Regions from separate parts of the Homo sapiens genome. Here region 1 is linked to region 2. A link is an interaction called in ENCODE POLR2A ChIA-PET data of the cell type or tissue named here. Cell type or tissue: OCI-LY7. All regions are shown on one strand. Links, peaks and the distances in the headings refer to the core of each region. The heading gives the core; the rest is flanking DNA. Region 1 overlaps FANCD2 (FA complementation group D2). Region 2 holds the start of LOC124906338 (U6 spliceosomal RNA).

Region 1 (8,000 bases), core at 1-8,000, 170 kb after region 2:
CCTATTCCTTGCCATATCATCCCTTCCCAGCTTCTACTCAATGAATTATTTCTCCTTTCTCTACAGATCTGGAAGGAGTCACAAGGAAACTATTTACTTTGTGACCTTGGGAAATGCCTCAGCTTTTCTCATCTATAACATGGTGATAATAATAGCTATACTACCTTTCATGGTTTGTCTGAGGAAAAAGTAATAAAACAGCTTTGTAAACTTTTAATTAATTTTTAAAAATCTCCATTTCTTCCTCTCTATTGAATCCTTTCTCTCAGCCTACAAGCAATCTCAAACCTCCTCATCTAAAAAATATCTCCCTCACAACCAGCTTCTTTCTCAAGCTACTTTTTTTATTCTCTCCTCCTTGATGCTTCTCGACATTGACTCTATTCCCCAAGTCTTCAAGTTACTGCTCTCTGGCTTCCACCCTTATAATTCAATTAACACTGTTCTCTCAGAGGTTACCAGAGGTATCCTAATTGCCAAAGCCAATAGCCTCTGCCTCCATCTTCAACTTTTTCAGTGTCCAACACTGGGAGATAAATCCCTCACTCCTTTTTGTTTTTTTTTTTTTTTTTTTTTTTTTTTGAGACGGAGTCTCGCTCTGTCGCCCAGGCTGGAGTGCAGTGGCGGGATCTCGGCTCACTGCAAGCTCCGCCTCCTGGGTTCACGCCATTCTCCTGCCTCAGCCTCCCAAGTAGCTGGGACTACAGGCGCCCACCACTACGCCCGGCTAATTTTTTTGTATTTTTAGTAGAGACGGGGTTTCACCGTTTTAGCCGGGATGGTCTCGATCTCCTGACCTCGTGATCCGCCCACCTCGGCCTCCCAAAGTGCTGGGATTACAGGCGTGAGCCACCGCGCCCGGCCTCACTCTTTTTTTTTTGACAGTTTCGCTCTTCTCGCCTAGGCTGGAGTGTGATGGCATGATCTCAGCTCACTGCAACCTCCACCTCCTGGGTTCAAGTGATTCTCCTGCCTCAGCCTCCCGAGTAGCTGGGATTACAGGCATGCACCACAATGCCCAGGTAATTTTTGTATTTTTAGTAGAGGAGGGCTTTCTCCATGTTGGTCAGGCTGATTCGAACTCCCAACCTCAGGTGATCCGTCCGCCTCGGCCTCCCAAAGTGCTGGTATTACAAGCATGAGTCACTGTGCCCGGCCAATCCCTCACTCTTGAAACTCATTCCTGGGCTTTTGCTACCTGACATCCTTTAAGCTCACATTATTAATCTTCCAGGTTTCTCATTTTCCTTCTATGGACATTTGCTTTCATCTGCCACTTAAACTTTAACCTTCTCAAAATGTCTGTGCTCTTCTAAGCCTTTTTTTTTTTTTTTTTTTTTGAGACAGAGTCTTGCTCTGTCGCCCAGACTGGAGTGCAGTGGTGTTATCTTGGCTCACTGCAAGCTCCGCCTCCTGGGTTCACGCCATTCTCCTGCCTCAGCCTCTTGAGTAGCTGGGACTACAGGCGACCGCCACGATGCCCGGCTAATTTTTGTATTTTTAGTAGAGACGGGGTTTCACCGTGTTAGGCAGGATGGTCTTGATCTCCTGACCTCGTGATTTGCCCGCCTTGGCCTCCCAAAGTGCTGGGATTACAAGCATGAGCCACCGCACCCGGACCGCCACATATTCTTAACAGTCACCAAGTCATGTTAATTCTAACACCAAATTGTCTCTTAAGCCATAATTTCTTCTACATTCCCGTGACCAAAATCTGGCCCTTACTCTCACTCCCTTAGACCATTTCAGCAGTCTCCAATCCACCCATCATATAGCCTACTGAGTTATCTCTCAATGCTGAGTAGATTAGGTCAACTGTATGTAAAAACTAGTAATAGCTCCTTATTGTCTAAAAAATAAAGTTGAAACTCTTTAGCATGTTATTTGAGACTCTTTGCAACATGGGCCTGTCCTATGTCTTACCAGCCTTGCCTCCAATCATTCCTCTCCATATATATCCTATTCTCCAGTCATGCTTGTTTGCTTCTCATTCCTCAGTCACACCATTGACTTGGGCACCAGTTTGCTTCTGCTCAAACTCTTCTCTGCCTAGAACGCACTTCCCATACTTTCTCTTGTCAGTCATTCCCATCCTTCAGCAATCACTCACATTGCCTCTTTGAAGAATTCTCCAGCTTCCCAGGCTAAATTTAATTATTCTTACTCTGTTATATCTATAGTACTTTACCAGAGAATTCACCATGTTGTATTTATAGTGACTTGCTTATGTGTCTTAGTCTTTAACATGAAAGGTAAGGGCCTACTTTACATTCACAGCACCCAGAATAGAGATTAGCCTGTAGGTTAGGTATAAAGAAGTGTTTGCTGAATGAATTAACACATAGATAGAATAGTCACTTTTTATTTATATTACTTGCCCATCATCTCACCTCCTTCCCACCACCTCCCACCAATTATAGTATTCAATATCTAAAGTACAAGAAGCCAATAAGATACCTTTACAAAGACAGCATTCATCATCATAGCAGATGGGTTTAACACTACCAACTCTAGAAGGACATCTAAGGCAGTATCAACTTCAGCTTCATTCCCACTGCAGATATGGGTCACTAAGGCACCAACCACTTCCTATACAGGGGAGAGTCAACAGAACAGTGTAAAACAAAATATGGATGGCCATTCTAAAGGGATTCACCCCCAAGGCCTCTCCAATCTCTACTTTGTTAAAATCACAATCAACCCAAACCCATCACCTATTATCTAGTTTTCATTAATGTTGGCTTCAGGAGATTTAGGAATATGCCAGTGTAACTTGACCATCCCATCTTGACCTATTTCCCATATTTTATCAGTGAGCTCTACCTAAGCCCTCCTGATTTTGCTCCTTGGCGTAGTTTTCCTCTTTCTTTTTCCCATATGGGTTAAATTTTACCCTTTAGGTTGAGGTTGTACAAGATCAGTTGAAATTCCTCAAAAAGATGGCACTCAAGGAGCTAAAAGCTTTAAAGGTTTTCTCCATATAGTACAGGCTAGACTTGCATGTTTCCAAGCAAACATGGATTATGACAGTGTCTCTAAGACATTAAGAGGGTCCAGAAATGTCTTAGATGCCATTCTCCCTTTATACTGTCACTCCATAATAGTCATAACAGAATTACATTTTCAACTGCAACAGCTACCTCATGTCAGCTGCAACTATTGCTCTACTTTAAATGTTTAAAATTTTTTTACAAATCTTCATTTTAAAAGTTCCATTCAAATGCGTTTTAACATTGTTAATGACAGGAAGAATATATGTAAAAATACAAAATAAGACACTGTTCTTTACTTGCTTTCATAAACATTTTCCACAAATACAGTCCTCCCTCTCTGGATATATGCTATTAAAATGTGTCTCGGCCAGGCCCAATGGCTCACGCCTATAATCCCAGCACTTTGAGAGGCTGAGGCAGGCGGTTCACCTGAGGTCAGGAGTTCGAGACCAGCCTGGCCAACATGGTGAAACGCTGTGTCTACTAAAAATACAAAAAATTAACCGGGCGTGGTGGTGTGTGCCTGTAATCACAGCTACTTAGGAAGCTGAGACAGGAGAATCGCTTGAACCCAGGAGGTGAAGGTTGCAGTGAGCTGAGATAGCACCACTGCACTCCAGCCTGGGCATGAAGAGCAAAACCACGTCTCAAAACAAAACAAAAAAAAGTGTCTCATGTTTTGAAATGGACTAGATCTGGATCTTAATTTCAGACAGAGAATTTTAGAGCTCAGAACACAGAGTTAGAGCCACCAGTCAAGTCTCTTCCTTTCATCAAGGCTGGGACTAGAATTGAGCTTTCTTGAGACCCAGGTCAGAGTTCCTTCCCCTTCAGTGAGTTCCAACCAACAAGAAATAAACATCAGATTATTTTCCCTTTCTGTGTTCCCTCCTTGCCAAAATAAATGTTTCAACATACCTGCTGGCAGTACGTGTCAAAAAACTTAAATGCATATTTGTATAGGAGACTGCCAAATGAAATTATACTCTGGTCTAGAGAGTGAAGCAAACTCTGAGCCAGCGACAGAATGGATGAACACATATCCTTAAGAACCTTGAGTGGGGAAGAGTAGAGAGAGAAAAGAAGCTGTAGGAAACAGTTAGTACACAACCTAAGAGTTGCTTATCCTTTTGGAATGTCAGACTTCTCCTCCCTAGCTCTCATTTTAACTTAGGAAATCTTAATCTTTGTTTTACACAAAAATAATCCTTCATCATTCTGAGATTACTCTCAGCATCAATGGGATTCCACGTTTGGATAATAATTGACTTTTAAGCTCAAAGAAGTTAAATTACAAGCCTAATAGAACATTCCTATCTGCTCAATTTGGGATTGGAGGCCAGATGTTCTAAATCCCAGTTTCCCCATGCAATCATACTACCCCCAGGGATGTTCCACCTTGGTTATAATTTGAAGTAGGTCTATAAGGTTCAATGCTAACTAAGCTGATTTTTTTAAAAGAAGATCAAGAAGAGAAGTGATCATAACCTACCAATAATTCAATGTACATAGACATTAATGGACCCAGACTAAATAACCAGTTAATAAACATAGCTTCCTTATTGATACCATAATTTTTAAAAATCTTATATTTAGTACTAAGCTGGGTATAATGCTTTATTGGGGAAAATGCAATGAAAAATTACATGTGGTTTCTGCATCTAGAAAATTACAGCCCAAAACATGTATAATTGGCAGAAATAAACACAGAAAGAACTGCAAGATAAAATAATACAACCGTTAAATCTATTCCTAAATATAAAATTTAAGACCCAGCGAGGTATTCTCATTAGCTCCTAACCCAAACCCCAAACCACTGGCCCATCCAGTTTTCTAAGTTCTATACTGCTAATATCCTGAACGTTCAGCTGGCAAAACACTATTCCTAGCTTATAAAATTCCACTTTGAATAATTTACATTTCTAGAGGAATTATCACCTAAAGTCCACAGTTTTGAATGGCTAAAGAGTGATAGTTCAAATAGGTACATATTTACATTTCTACTAGTTTCTACAGGCTGGTCCTATTCCCCTCAAGGTTTTTATAAGCTACTTAAATAGGATACGGAAGGCCAGTTTGTCAAAGTTGCAAACTGCATTGAGATAGACAATTAAAATGATTAATGCAAAAACAAAATTCAAAAATCTCAATGGGTTTGAACAATGGACTGAAATAAGATGAAATTTTACATGAGAGCTGTAAAGCTTTCTGTTTTAGATTAAAAATCAATAGTCTCTGACACTTACTAAGTAATGAACAGAGAATGTACTCTGGAGCAGCTGTTCTTGAATGCAGCCTGATCGAATCTTATTTCTTAGCACCCTGTCAATGTACTTCTTTGTCTGAGTATTGGTGCTATAGATGATGAAAAGCATCACCAGGTCAAACACCTATTGTCAATAAATATGCAACAACAGAAAAACAGTTAACAAATCAGTACATTTGCTACAATGAAACAGCAGCTTTTCCTCTAATTAAAACACAGAATGGATAATGCTCATTTGTTCCACACACTCCCCTGGGAGTATCTACACTTTTCACAAAACTCAGAAATATTTTTCAGATAAATAAAGTGCCACAACTGTTAACCATTGATACCCCTTAAGAATACAGAGCAGGCCAGGCACAGTGGCTCACATCTGTAATCCCAGCACTTTGGGAGGCCAAGGCGGGCAGATCACAAGGTCAGGAGATCGAGACCATCCTGACTAACACGGTGAAACCCCGTCTCTACTAAAAATACAAAAAATTAGCCGGGTGTGGCAGCATGCACCTATAGTCCCAGCTGCTGGGGAGGCTGAGGCAGGAGAATGGCGTGAACCCGGGAGGCAGAGCTTACAGTGAGCCGAGATCGCGCCACTGCACTCCAGCCTGGGTGAGAGAGCGAGATTCCATTCTCAAAAAAAAAAAAAAAGAATACAGAGCAATATGCATGAAAGTGATATTACTACAGAAGTAACTCTGAACATCTTGACATTTATTAAAAGAAAGATTCAATCACTTGCCAACTCCAGCGTGTATTTGTTGCCAACTACAGTATGTATTTTCAGTATTACTAGGAAAATTACTAGGCCAGGCACGGTGGCTCACGCCTGTAATCCCAGCACTTTGGGAGGCCGAGATGGGTGGATTACGACGTCAGGAGTTCAAGACCAGCCTGGCCAAGATGCTGAAACCCTGTCTCTACTAAAAATACACAAATTAGCCGGGCAAAGTAGCACACACCTGTAATCCCACCTACTTGGGAAGCTGAGACAGGAGAATCGCTTGAACCCGGGTGACAGAGGTTGCAGTGAGCCGAGATCGAGCCACTGCACTCGAGCCTAGGTGACAGAGCAAGACTTTGTCTCAAAAAAAAAAAAAAAAAAGGAAAATTACTTTGTGAAAAGTTGGAAAGACTATAAATGCCCATCAATACATCAATACAGGAAAGGTTCAATAAATTATGATGGAGTAATTTTAATTTTTGGAATATTACACAGTCATCAGGAAGAATAAGCCATGCTAGGCATGGTGGCTCACGCCTATAATCCCAGCACTTTGGGAGGCCGAGGCGGGCAGATCATGAGGTCAGGAGATTGAGACCATCCTGGCTAACATGATGAAGCCCCATTTCCACTAAAAATACAAAAAATTAGCCGGGCGTGGTGGCAGGTGCCTGTAGTCCCAGCTACTTGGGAGGCTGAAGCGGGAGAATGGCGTGAACCCAGGAGGCGGAGCTTGCAGTGAGCCGAGATCACGCCAGTGCAGTCCAGCCTAGGTGACAGAGTGAGAACCCGTCTCAAAAACAAAAACAAAAACAAAACAAAACAAAAAAAGAGAAAACATTGGGCGTGTATTCAGGGCAACCTGAGTCTATGCTTCCAGGAAAAAAAAAAAAACAGTTAAAAAGGCAAGCAGGACAAACAAGAAAAAACAAAAAAAATTTTACTACTTATCTTAACTGAATGCTCCACTTCTTAGGACACCAAAACTGAGTTATTAGACCAGAATACAGTCATTAAAGATAACAATGAAGACAATGCAGACCTTGAAATATTTATGACAGGAGAAAAAATGTTAAGAAAAAAAAGTAAGAATACAAATTATATTTATACAATGATTACAAATATGTAAAAATAGGTATGCAGGCAGCCAAGGTGGTAAATTTATGTTTATCCAAAACCAAAAACAGTGTGTTGGAGTACTTTGATATTTTTCACCAGAAAAAATTCTGAATTTTCATTGCTTTATTCAGCATCATGAAAGCTTTTAAGATAATCATCCCAAAATTGGATAACAAAACTAACAAAAATCCCACAAAACAGATTCCAACCAAAGAAAAATCTTTAAAGGCAACCAATCAGCACCTAAGGAACTCAATCATCCGGCTTTTTATCTTTTGAGATGGAGTCTTGCACTGTCGCCCAGGCTGGAGTGCAGTGGCGTGTGCCACCAGGCCAGGCTAATTTTTTTTGTATTTTTAGTAGAGACGGGGTTTCGCTACATTGGCCAGGCTGGTCTCAAACTCCTGACCTCAGATGATCCGCCTGCCTCAGCCTCCCAAAGTGCTGGGATTATAGGCGTGAGCTACCGCGCCCGGCCAATCATCTGGCTTTTTGATGGAAGGTATTTCTAGAATTAATAGAGACATAAGATCCAGTACCACTGCCTTGACAGTGGACAGATTGATTTACTCTAGTCAGGTCTACATGAGCAAAGTAAAGTAAAACATGGAATGCCATTATCTTGACAGTGGTGCTGAGTGGAAGGAAGGGCAATTAGGCAGATACAGGGACCTGAGACTTAGGTGGTTATTTTCTTCATCTCATCAGTGGGGACCTGGCTTCTTTGACTGCACCTTGATGTGCTTGTTTACACTGTTAGTATTTCCCCTTGTGGATACTGTAGGCTTATTTTATAGCCAGAGTGAGTAGGGGCAGGCTATCTGGCCAGTCGCCACCTCAGATTATCTTCCCCAGACAGCTAATGTTTATTAGAGCAACTAGGGAAGAGAGAGAAGAGTGA
Region 2 (11,380 bases), core at 2,038-10,037:
CCTGGGTGACAGAGCGAGACTCCATCTCAAAAAAAAACAAAAACAAAAACAAAAAAACGAAGTCCTGATGGCAGGGTCCCAGGCTCCTGATCCTCCTCCCACCCTTCATGTCCTCTGTCACAGGGCTCAGCATGATACTGTGAGTTTTTTCATTGTTTTGTGTTTGCTGGTTTTGAGACAGGTCTTGCTCTGTCACCCAGACTGGAGTGCAGCATCATAGCTCACTGTAGCCTTAAAATCCCAGGCTGAAGTGACTCTCCCGCCTCAGACTCCCGAATAGCTGGGATCACAGGCACGTGCCACCACTCTCAACTAATTTTTGTATTTTTCGTGGAGACAGGGTTTTGCCATGTTGGCCAGGCTGGTCTCGAACTCCTGGGCTCAAGCGATCCGTCCACCTCGCTCTCCCAAAGTGCTGGAATTACAGGCATGAGCCATGTGCCTGACCCTGTACTATGGGTTTTGACATCAGACAGATCTAGGTGTAACTCCCAGTTCAGACATGCATTAGCTGTATAATTTTGGAAAAAGACACTTAACATCTCTGAGCCTCAGTTTCCTTGGGTATAAAATGGAAATGTTAATCCCTATATTTTAGGGTTGCTGTAAGGATTCAAGGGAGTATATGGTATACCCCTAGCATAGCACCTGCCACACAGTAGGTGCTCAATCAGCAGTTATTTTTATCATGTCCATTACAGAGGCTGCTCTGGAATTTCTCTCTAAAAGAAGCTGGATGGGAGAGGAGCTAGGGAGCTTGTGTTTGCAAGCCAAGCACCTGGGCCTTACGCTGATTTTATCTGTATTAGGGGAAACTTCACCAGGGCTGATGGGGATTGTGGGATGGGCTAAAGCCTCTCATTTGCTCCCACTGTTGTTCTAAGACTGACTCTCCCAGGCTAAATCATCACCGTTTTGGTTTTTTTTTTTTTTTTTTTTTTGAGACGGAGTCTCACTTTGTCGCCCAGGCTGGAGTGCAGTGGTGCAATCTCGGCTCACCGCAACCTCTGCCTCCCGGGTTCAAGTGATTCTCCTGTCTCAGCCTCCTCAGTAGCTGGTACTACAGGCACACGCCACCACGCCTGGCTAATTCTTATATTTTTAGTAGAGACAGGGTTTCACCATATTGGTCAGGCTGGTGTCAAACTCCTGACCTCAAGTGATCCACCCACCTCGGCTTCCCAATGTACTGGGATTACAGGCGTGAGCCACTGTGCCCAGCCTCATCACCTATTTTTGAAGCCCTGGTGTAGGTCCCACATCCTCTAAGAACTGGCCTGGACAGCCCCTGCTAATTTCTTCTCAAAAACTCTGAAACCTAGAGCCAGACGAACCCAATGTAAGCTCTGGCCTGACATTTGTCCTCTATGTTCCTTTGGGCAAGTCACTTTGTCTCTATGTGTCAGAGATTCCTCTTTTGAAAAATGAGGGAAGAAATTGCTTTGGTTGTGGCACGGCCTGGAGGTGATGACCTACGTAAAACCCTTATCACAGCAACCTGCATACAGTGAGTGCCCAGAAAAGCTAAAGATCATTAGTATGCCGTGAGTAACTGCTTTGTCTTGTCCCTGCCATGGGAAGCAATAATTCTGTTATGGAATAACTCTTTCCCCTCTATTTGAGGATAAGATAAGCAGAAGACCTGTTTTAAAACACTGTAATTTTTATTAAGGATTACCTTCACATGATATAATACTCTAATAGTAAGTTTGCTTCTTATCCTAGGCCCCAATCACCTAGTTCTGCTCCCTAGCAGCAGCCAGTAAACCAGTTTCTTGTGTATCTTTCCAGAGACATTCCATAAACACACAAGCAAATAGGTATATATTAGAAGAACATTTTATAATAAAAATTCACCTCCACTTTTCCATACTCTTTACCTCTTAATTCTTTTTCTTGTCCTACTGCATTGGCTAACACCTCCAGAACCATGACGAACGAAGTTAGTTCTATGAGATACCTTTGTCCTGCTCTTGATTTGAATGAAATGCTTCTCGTCAAATAATTTTTTATAGATTTTTCCTGAAGATGTTTAATCAGATCTTTTTGAGCTTTTCTTTTTCTTTTTCATATTTTGTCATCCTCATTCAGAGGCCATGCTGATCTTCTCTGTATCGTTCCAATTTTGGTATATGTGCTGCCAAAGTGAGCACTTAACCAGATCTTATGTATCCTGGCCCCACTTCTCTCCTTGAAGTCTCCCTGGTCTCACCTAGATGGCCCCTCTCCCCTCTGAACTTCTGTAAGTCCTTAACCCTTGACCCCATGGCTGGGTGCAGCCTGGTCCCATTCTCTGACCATGACCCAGTCCCTTACCTGACCCTGCAGTCTGTCCTGTAGGGAACCATTTGCCATGTAGGGGTAGATGAAGCTGTGAAACTGTCTTGCAGCACAGAAGCCCAGCACAGGTAAGACATTGGGGTGGCAGCATCTGGAATCGGGCGTCAGTGCAGGTGTGAGGAGTCAGACGGAAAGAATGATCTACTTCCTCATGTCCCACCCCTCTTCTGCCCTCTCCTCCTCCAACGCCACCAATAACCTCCCAGGTACCACATACTCTGACCCCTAAGGGCCTGGCCCCAGGGTGGAAAGATGAAAACTGTCTGCCTTCAACGAGTATGGTGGTCCTCATCCTGCTTTACTGCTCTGCAACACATGACATCTCAACTGCCCCATCTCCAGAAACGGAGACTGAGAGGTTAAGGGACTTGCCCAAGGTCACAAACTAGAAAGCAGTAAAGCCAGGACCAGATCCCACACCTGCCTGACTCTAGGACTGGGGTTCTTTCCTGAAATCCTCTTCTGCTGGTTCTCAGTCACCATTCCCTCCTGACTTTCCTCCTACCTCTCTGACCACTCTTTCCTGGCCCTTTTCACTAAGACCCTCCTCCTTTGCCTTCCTCTTTCTGCCAGCTGGACTCCTCATCTTGTTTTGTATGTTGCTCCTCCAGGAACCTCCCATTGCTATAAGGAATATTCCCAAATCTCTTATCTCCAGCCCCATCCTAAGCTCCAGACCTGAATGTCAATTTGCATCCTGATGCTCAGGTCAACATCATCCTAGCCTCAACAAGTCCCAAACCTGCTTCTTCACCCATATTTATTATCCCAGAAAGGCACATCACCACCCACCCAGTTTCCTAGAAACCTTCTTATCTCCCGTATCAAATCAGTCACCATTCACTGCCACAAATAACTTTTAAAATGTCCCTTCATTCCCCTCTCCTCTGCCTTGGGTCACTTGGATTGGGTCAGGCTCTGATTCAGCCTCCCCAAGACTGCTGTAAATGGCCTCCTGCCTTATCTCTCCGCCCTCCTCTGCTTCCCGCAAGCCATCCTATTACTCGCTTTTGCATACTTATTAGAGTTATTTACATGTCAGTCTCCCCACTGGACCATAAACCTCCCCAAGGCAGGGGCTCTGTATGCTTCTGGCGTACACTCCCTAGAGCCTAGAAAAGGGCTTAACTACCCACATTTTCTGAATCAATGAATGAAGGAGTGACTGCCGACTCCATGAAAGCACTAAGCCAAAGTGGAAAGGGAATCATACTTCCAGTTTTTATTAGATGTATGTGTGTGTGTGTATCTGTGTGTGTGTGTGTGTGTGTGTACACATGTGAGTATTCATATACATGTATGAATAGAGAAAGCATTAAAGAAAACATATCAAAATATGGGCCCAGCACAGTGGCTCACATCTAAAATCCCAACACTTTTGGAGGCCAAAGCAGGAGGATCACTTGAGCCAGGGAGTTCAAAACCAACCTGGGCAACATAGTGAGATCGTGTCTCTACAAAAAAAGTTTTAACAATTAAAAATGAAAATATATCAAAATATTAAAACAGTAGTGCTTATTTATAGGTGCTGTGAAAAAGTTTCTATTTTCTTATTTATAATTTTCTTTATTCCTTTTTAAATTTGTTTTACTTTTTAATTAATTAATTAATTTTTTTTTTTTTTTTTTTTTGAGACAGAGTCTCACTCTATTGCCCAGGCTGGAGTGCAGTGGTGCGATCTGGGCTCACTGCAACCTCCACTTTCTGGGCTCAAGTGATTCTCATGCCTCAGCCTCCTGAGTAGCTGGGACTACAGGTGCATGCCAACACACCAGGCTGATTTTTGTATGAATTTTTTTTAGTAGAGATGAGGTTTCGCCATGTTGGCCAGGCTGGTCTCAAACTCCTGACCTCAACTGATCTGCCCACCTCGGCCTCCCAAAGTGCTGGCATTACAGGTGTGAGCCACCATGCCTGGCCTTTATTTATTTTTGAGACAGAGACTCACTTTGTTGCCCCGGCTGGAGTGTAGTGTCATGATCTCGGCTCACTGCAACTTCTGCCTCCTGGGCTCAAGTGATCCTCCCATCAGCCTCCTGAGTAGCTGGGACTGCAGGCATACACCACCACACCCAGCTAATTTTTGTATTTTTTGTAGAGACGGGGTTTTGCCATGTTGCCCAGCTGATCTTGAACTCCTGGACTTAAGTGATCCACTCGCCTCAGCCTCCCAAAGTGCTGGGATTATAGGTGCGAGCCACCATGCCCAGCCAAAAAAAGTTTTTGTATATATATTTTTTTCAGTTGAGACAGGGTCTCGCTATGTTGCCCAAGCTGGTCTCAAACTCCTTGGCTCAAGGAATCCTCTTGCCTCAGCATCAAAGTTCTAGGATTACAGGCATAAACCACCATACCTGGTCAATTTTCTTTATTTTTTAACACTGGTTACAGAATGAACAGATACTCAATTTTCTTTATTTCTTAAAATACCCTACAATATAAGGCACAAGTGTTTCAGATGAAAAATAATTAAAAAAAAAAAAAGCACACACATGGCAGGGCACAGTGGCTCACACCTATAATCCCAACATCTTGGGAGGTCAAGGCAGGAGGATCACTTGAGCCCGGGAGCTCAACACCAGCCTGGTCAACATAGCAAGACCCTATCTCTACAAAAAAAAAAAAAAAAAAAAGCAAAAAATGAGCTGGGCGCACACCTGTAGTCCCAGCTTCTCAGAGGCTGAGGTGGGAGGATCACCAGCCCATGAGTTCAAAGCTGCAGTGATCTACAATCATTCCAAGGCCATTCCAGCCTGGGCAATAGAGCAAGACCCTAGCTCTTAAAAAAGAAAAAAAAGTCAGGCACGGTGGCTCACGCCTGTAATCCCAGCACTTTAGGAAGCCAAAGCAGAAAGATCACTTGAGGTCAGGAATTTGAGACCATCCTGGCCAACATGTCAAAACCCCGTCTCTACTAAAAATATGAAAATTAGCCGGGCCTGGTGGCGCACGCCTGTAATCCCAGCTACTCGGGAGGCTAAGGCACGAGAATCACCTGAACCTGGTAGGCAGAGATTGCAGTGAGCCGAGATCACGCCACTGCACTCCAGCCTGGGAGACAGAGCAAGACTCTGTCTCAAAAAACAAAAAAAGAAAAGAAAAGAAAAAAAAAAAGGAGAGAAGATTTATTCCCATGTGGAAGGAAGGAGTTGGAGTAAGCCAAGTTTCCTTTATAATTCTAATCTACACATAGAATTGCTACACAGGAGAAGAATGGACTCTGGAGCCAAACCAGGTAGATCCAAATCCTGGCTCTGCCACTCATTAGCTGTGTGACCTTGGATGAGACATTTAACCCCTCTGTGCCTCAATTTACCCATCTGTAAAATAATGTGATAATAGTAGCTACATTTATAGGGTTCTTGTAAGGACTAAATGAGTTTATATATAATAGAGTGCTTAAAACATGACTGGGCACACAGGAAGCACTATATAAAGGTTAGCTATCATTATTACTAAACAAAGGGGAGGCTTACCTAAGACAAATCTGCAACTCTGCCTGGAAGAATCTTTCGATTGATCCTGGACTTGAACAGGCTGTCTGTAGAGAAAGACATCAGAACATGAAGATCCCGCCCCACCCCTGCAGCCTCCACCCCCACTAGAAACCAAGAAGTGCTCACCTCTCTGAGCTTCTTGAAGACGAATGGCTTCCCGTGCCTGTGCCCTCTGTAGACGTCAGCAAAGGTCCCCTGGCTGATTTTGCGGTTTTGATTGAAGTCATCGGTTGCCTGGACCACGTCTGCCTCACTCCAGAAAAGGCTGTCTCCAGCCAAGCTCAAAAGTTTTTCCTGCTTAGGAATGGAGGTGCTGAAGTCCTGGAGACCCAGAGAGAAGAGATGGAGATTACTATGGAATCTCGTTTTCTCTGCTACCTCAAGGGACCTTGGAACACCAGAGATGGAGGGATGGAGGGGATCAACTTATCCAATGGAAACTGTAAAAAGGACATGGATAGGCCGGGCACGGTGGCTCACGCCTGTAATCCCAGCACTTTGGGAGGCCGAGGCGGGCGGATCACGAGGTCAGGAGATCAAGACCATCCTGGCTAACACAGTGAAACCCCGTCTCTACTAAAAAATACAAAAAAAAATTATCCAGGCGTGGTGGCGGGCGCCTGTAGTCCCAGCTACTCGGGAGGCTGAGGCAGGAGAATGGGGTGAACCCAGGAGGCGGAGCTTGCAGTGAGCCGAGATCGCGCCACTGCACTCCAGCCTGGGTGACAGAGCGAGACTCTGTCTCAAAAAAAAAAAAAAAAAAAGGACATGGATAGGCCCAAGCTCAAATCCCAGCTCCATCTGTATCTTGCTCTGTGACCTTGGGTGAGTTACTTAACCTCTCTGAGCCTCAATTTTTTCCATCAGCAAAAATGAAGGTAACAATAGTACCCCGAAGAGTAATTTTGAAGACTAAGATGTGAGTATTCCTGGCACATGGTTGATGTTTCCTTTATTTCAGTTTACAGAAGTAAGCACTGAGGAAATAAAACAGCTGAAGTGAGGTCCCACAGCTGGTCAGTGGCCGAGCTCAGCACTCTTGGTCTAATTCACAGCATAGATACTGGGGTTCCAGACTCCTGGGAAGTAGGATACAGGTTCATATAACCAAACCAGGGGTGTCCAATTTTTGACTTCCCTGGACCACACTGGAAGAAGAATTGTCTTGGGCCACACATAAAATACACTAATACTAATGATAGCTGATGAGCTTTAAAAAAAAAATTGCAAAAAAAACTCATAATGTTTTAAGAAACTTTACAAATTTGTGTTGGGCCACATTCAAAGCCATCCTGGGCTGCACACAACCATGGGCAAGTAAGACAAGCTTGCTTTAAACAGAATTCCAGAGACTGCATGTGTATATAAGCCTATAAAAAGAAGTTCTGTTTCCGTTTTTAATAACTTCTCTCTTTAAAACACATGTACGTAATTTTTTTTTTTTTTTTGAGACAGAGTCTCGTACTGTCACCCAGGCTGGAGTGCAGTGGTGTGATCTCGGCTCACTGCAAGCTCCGCCTCCCAGGTTCACGCCATTCTCCTTCCTCAGTCTCCCGAGCAGCTGGGACTACAGGCACCCACCACCCTGTCCGGCTAATTTTTTGTAATTTTTTTAGTAGAGATGAGGCCTCACCGTGTTAGCCAGGATGGTCTCCATCTCCTGACCTCGTGATCCGCCCGACTTGGCCTCCCAAAGTGCTGGGATTACAGGCACGAGCCACCGCGCCCGGCCTAAATTTCAATTTTTTTAAGTTACATATGCTCTTAACAGTTTTTGAAAATTAGTATCCATAACCCCATTATCCATTTAACTGCTATTAAAGTTAGTGTATTTCCGGCCAATTAGATATACTAGGATTTATTTAACAAAACTGGTATCATGCCACACACATAGTTTTGATTTCTTTTTGAGACAGGGTCTCACTTTGACACCAAGGCTGGAGTGCAATGGCATGATGTCAGCTCACCGCAGCCTCAACCTCCCAGGCTCAAGGGATCCTTTCATCTCAGCGCCCCCAAGTAGCTGGGACTACAGGTGTGTGCCACCACGCCTGGCTTATTTTTTAAACTTTTTTTTTTGGCGAGGCCAGGCACAGTGATTCACTGCTTGTAATCTCACCATATGTGGGAGGCCAAGGCAGGCGGATCCTCTGAGGCCAGGAGTTCAAGACCAGCCTGGGCAATATGGTGAAACCGTGTCTCTACTAAAAATACAAAAATTAGCCAGGCGTGGTGGCACACACCTATAATCCCGGATACTCAGGAGGCTGAGGCAGGAGAATCGCTTAAACTGGGGAACCAGAGGTTTCAGTGAGTCGAGACAGCCTGGGCAACAGAGGGAGACTTTGTCTCAAAAAAACTTTTTGGCCAGGCACGGTGGCTCATGCCTGTAATCCCAGCACTTTGGGATGCTGAGGTGGGCGGATCACATGAGGCCAGGAGTTCAAGACCAGCCTGGCCAACATGGCGAAACCCTGTCTCCACTAAAAATACAAAAAAAAATTAGCCAAACATGCTGGCATGTGCATGTAATCCCAGCTACTCAGGAGGCTGAGGCAGGAGAATAGCTTGAACCTGGGAGGCAGAGGTTACAGTGACCAAGATCGTGCCACTGCACTCCAGCCTGGGCAATGGAGCGAGACTCCTCAAAAAAAACACAAAAACAAAAAAAACTTTTTTGTAGACACAGGATCTCACACTGTTGCCCAGGTTGGTCTCAAAGTACTGGGCTCAAGTGAACCTCCCATACCAACCTCCCAAAGTGTTGGGTTTATCCTTCATGGAAGGTTGATCTATTTATTAATTTAGAGATGGGGCCTCCCTGTGTTGCCTAGGCTGGTCTCCAACTCCTGGGCTCAAGCGATCCTCCCACCTCAGCCTCCCAAATAGCCAGGACTACAGGCATGTGACACCACACCTGGGACATGGAAGAGCTTCATTAACCACACTCATGCAAAGCTGGCTTCTCCCCCAGGCACTGGATGCAAAGGGTCTAGGCTCACAACACTTTTAGGGGCCATCAGAACATTTTAATTTATTTTAAAATCAGAAGAAAATAAATGGACTTTTAGAGTCAAAGAAATGTCCTCATTTTTAATCCTGCTTGGATTTTATTTATCTTCGTACCAATATGGTCATACATTTTTGGAGACAGGGTCTCACTCTGTCACCCAGGGTGGAATGTGGTGGTAGGATCACAGCTCACTGCAACTTCTGCCTCCTGGGCTGAAGCCATCCTCCCGCCTCAGCCTCCCAAGTAGCTGAGACCACAGGTCGAAAATAAAATAAAATAATAAAAGAAAATAATGGCCGGGTGCAGTGGCTCATGCCTGTAATCCAAGCACTTTGGGAGGCGGAGGCAGGTGGATCACCTGACGTCAGGAGTTCGAGACCAAGCTGGCCAACATGGTGAGACCCCGTCTCTACTAAAAATACAAAAAATTAGCCGAGCATGGTGACATGCACCTGTAATCCCAGCTACTTGGGAGGCTGAGGCAGGAGAATCACTTGAACCCGGGAAGCGGAGGTTGCAGTGACCCGAGATCGTGCCACTGCACTCCAGCCTGGGTGGCAGAGCGAGACTCTGTCTCAAAAATAATAATAATAACAAATTAAAAAACAAGAAGTATATTCACTGAAGTGCCCTCCCTCCCTCTCCCCGCTATTATTGACCTCCTCTACTTACAGTCTTAGAAGCTTGGGGTAATTTGATGGCAATTTCCTTTCTCCTCTCCACCCTTAAACTGGTCTCAAGGGGTAGAGAAATTGCATTTTTGAGAGGGAACTACACGCTGGGAGACATGGCTTGGGGGCTGCAGCCGAGGGGTGGATTTACCTTTGAATCAGACGAAGTGGGGAGGTCGCTTCTCAAGGAATGAGGGGCATCTTCTTCAGGAGGCTGGAGAAAGGCCGGCTGGTGGGCTCTGGCTGGAGAGGACCCTGGAAAGGAGGGACTATGGGTCAGGATGCAGCCTCGGGGAGGAAGACAGGAGGGATCCTGGTCTAGTCCTCAGACTATGCCAGTCTCCTGTTCACTCCCCAAACACTTGTTGCTGCCAATTCCTGACACCCACCATGTGCCAACCAACACACTCCTCAAGCATCACCTCAGGATAAGCCTCTGACTCCCCTACAACCTGGGGCCTGTTTATCATCCCAGTTGGCAAGTGGAGACACGGAGACACCGGAGGTAGACGCAGTGCTCAGGACCACCCAGCCAGTAGATGGTAGAGCCGAAATTCAGACGGAAATCTGTTTGACTTCTAGGCCCTGCACTATCTCACCTCCTACTCAAAGAGCAGAAAAAGACACAGAGGTGAACTAGCTACCAAGCCTGCCTTCCAGAAACCTCCACCAGGGCAGGGATGCAGTAACTATCCTCCGAGGATACATCCCACGGGAGAGCGAGGTCAGAGGCAGGAGAGACCATAACAGGCTGGGAGATGAGGAGGGTTCACAGAGGAAGTGGCACCTGACCTGGGCTTGAAATATGGAGAAACGTTTTCAACAAGCAGATATGGGGCAGTGGAACCAGCCCATGCAGAGGTGGGGCAGTAGAAGGGCCCGGGGCTGGAGTAAGTTAACATCTAGGTACATGAGTTAGCAAACATCATGCCAGGCACTGTTCTAAATACTTCACATCTGTAATACCAGCACTTTGGGAGGCTGAGGCAGGAGGATTGCTTCAGCCCAGGAGTTTGAGATCAGCTTGGGCAACATGACAAGATCCCGTTTCTACAAAAGATTTTTTTTCTTTTTTTTTTTTGAGATGGAGTCTCCCTCTGTTGCCCAGGCTGGAGTGCAGTGGCACAATCTCGGCTCACTGCAAGCTCCGCCTCCCGGGTTCACACCATTCTCCTGCCTCAGCCTCCCGAGTAGCTGGGACTACAGGCGCCCGCCACCACACCCAGCTAATTTTTTGTATTTTTAGTAGAGATGGGGTTTCACTGTGTTAGCCAGGATGGTCTCGATCTCCTGAACTCGTGATCTGCCCACCTTGGCTTCCCAAAGTGCTGGGATTACAGGCATGAGCCACTGCGCTCAGTCCTACAAAAGATTTTTTTTTAATAGCCAGGTATGGTGGTGTACACCTGTGGTCCCCTCTACTTGGGAGGATGAGGATCACTTGTGCCCAGGAGGTCAAGGCTATATTGAGCCATGATCACACCACTGCACTCTAGCCTAGGAGGCAGAATGAGACCCTGTCTCAAAAAAAATCCTTCCCGTGCGTTAACTCATCTAATCCTCATGCCAATCAGGAAATAAGGTACCACTGCACCATTTTCATTGCCTCTTTGCAGATGGTGAAATGAGGCATGGAGAAGTTAAGTCACTTTTCCAAGGGCCTTGGCCTTTGGCCAAGGCCTGCTTCTGTGCGGACCAGCCACCATGGCCCACCTCACCCACAGTCTGTGCCTGCGCCCACCGAGGAGCCCCCCTACCAGACGGCCTCATTAGTCTTCAGATTAATCTTCACATGGGGCACACAGTCATCAGTGGTTCCAGTGTCTATGTTCTTTTTTTTTTTTTTTTTTTGGAAACAG

Evidence for each region. Peaks named below come from ENCODE experiments on the same cell type or tissue, not always from the same donor. Only the 100,000 strongest peaks of a DNase experiment are listed, where the experiment ranks them.
Region 1: POLR2A ChIA-PET joins it to region 2 with 10 read pairs; 3 of 35 experiments call an interaction of 5 or more read pairs at or near these places.

The regions. Positions count from the first base shown.
Region 1 is chr3:10,043,963-10,051,962 of GRCh38, reverse strand. FANCD2 (FA complementation group D2) reads right to left here. Exons shown (of 44, transcript NM_001018115.3): 15 at 5,240-5,383; 16 at 3,912-4,046; 17 at 2,458-2,589. Among named protein-coding and RNA genes, the nearest start is that of FANCD2, 22 kb to the right of the region's middle. In OCI-LY7, for the core only: no CTCF peak of the experiment used is centred there; no DNase peak of the experiment used is centred there.
Region 2 is chr3:10,207,985-10,219,364 of GRCh38, reverse strand. IRAK2 (interleukin 1 receptor associated kinase 2) reads right to left here. Exons shown (of 13, transcript NM_001570.4): 4 at 9,673-9,776; 5 at 5,964-6,158; 6 at 5,817-5,881; 7 at 2,317-2,431. LOC124906338 (U6 spliceosomal RNA) reads right to left here and starts at 2,153; the gene lies at 2,046-2,153. In OCI-LY7, for the core only: no CTCF peak of the experiment used is centred there; DNase peaks (open chromatin) are centred at 5,994 and 7,204; H3K4me3 peaks cover 775 bases; H3K27ac peaks cover 1,663 bases.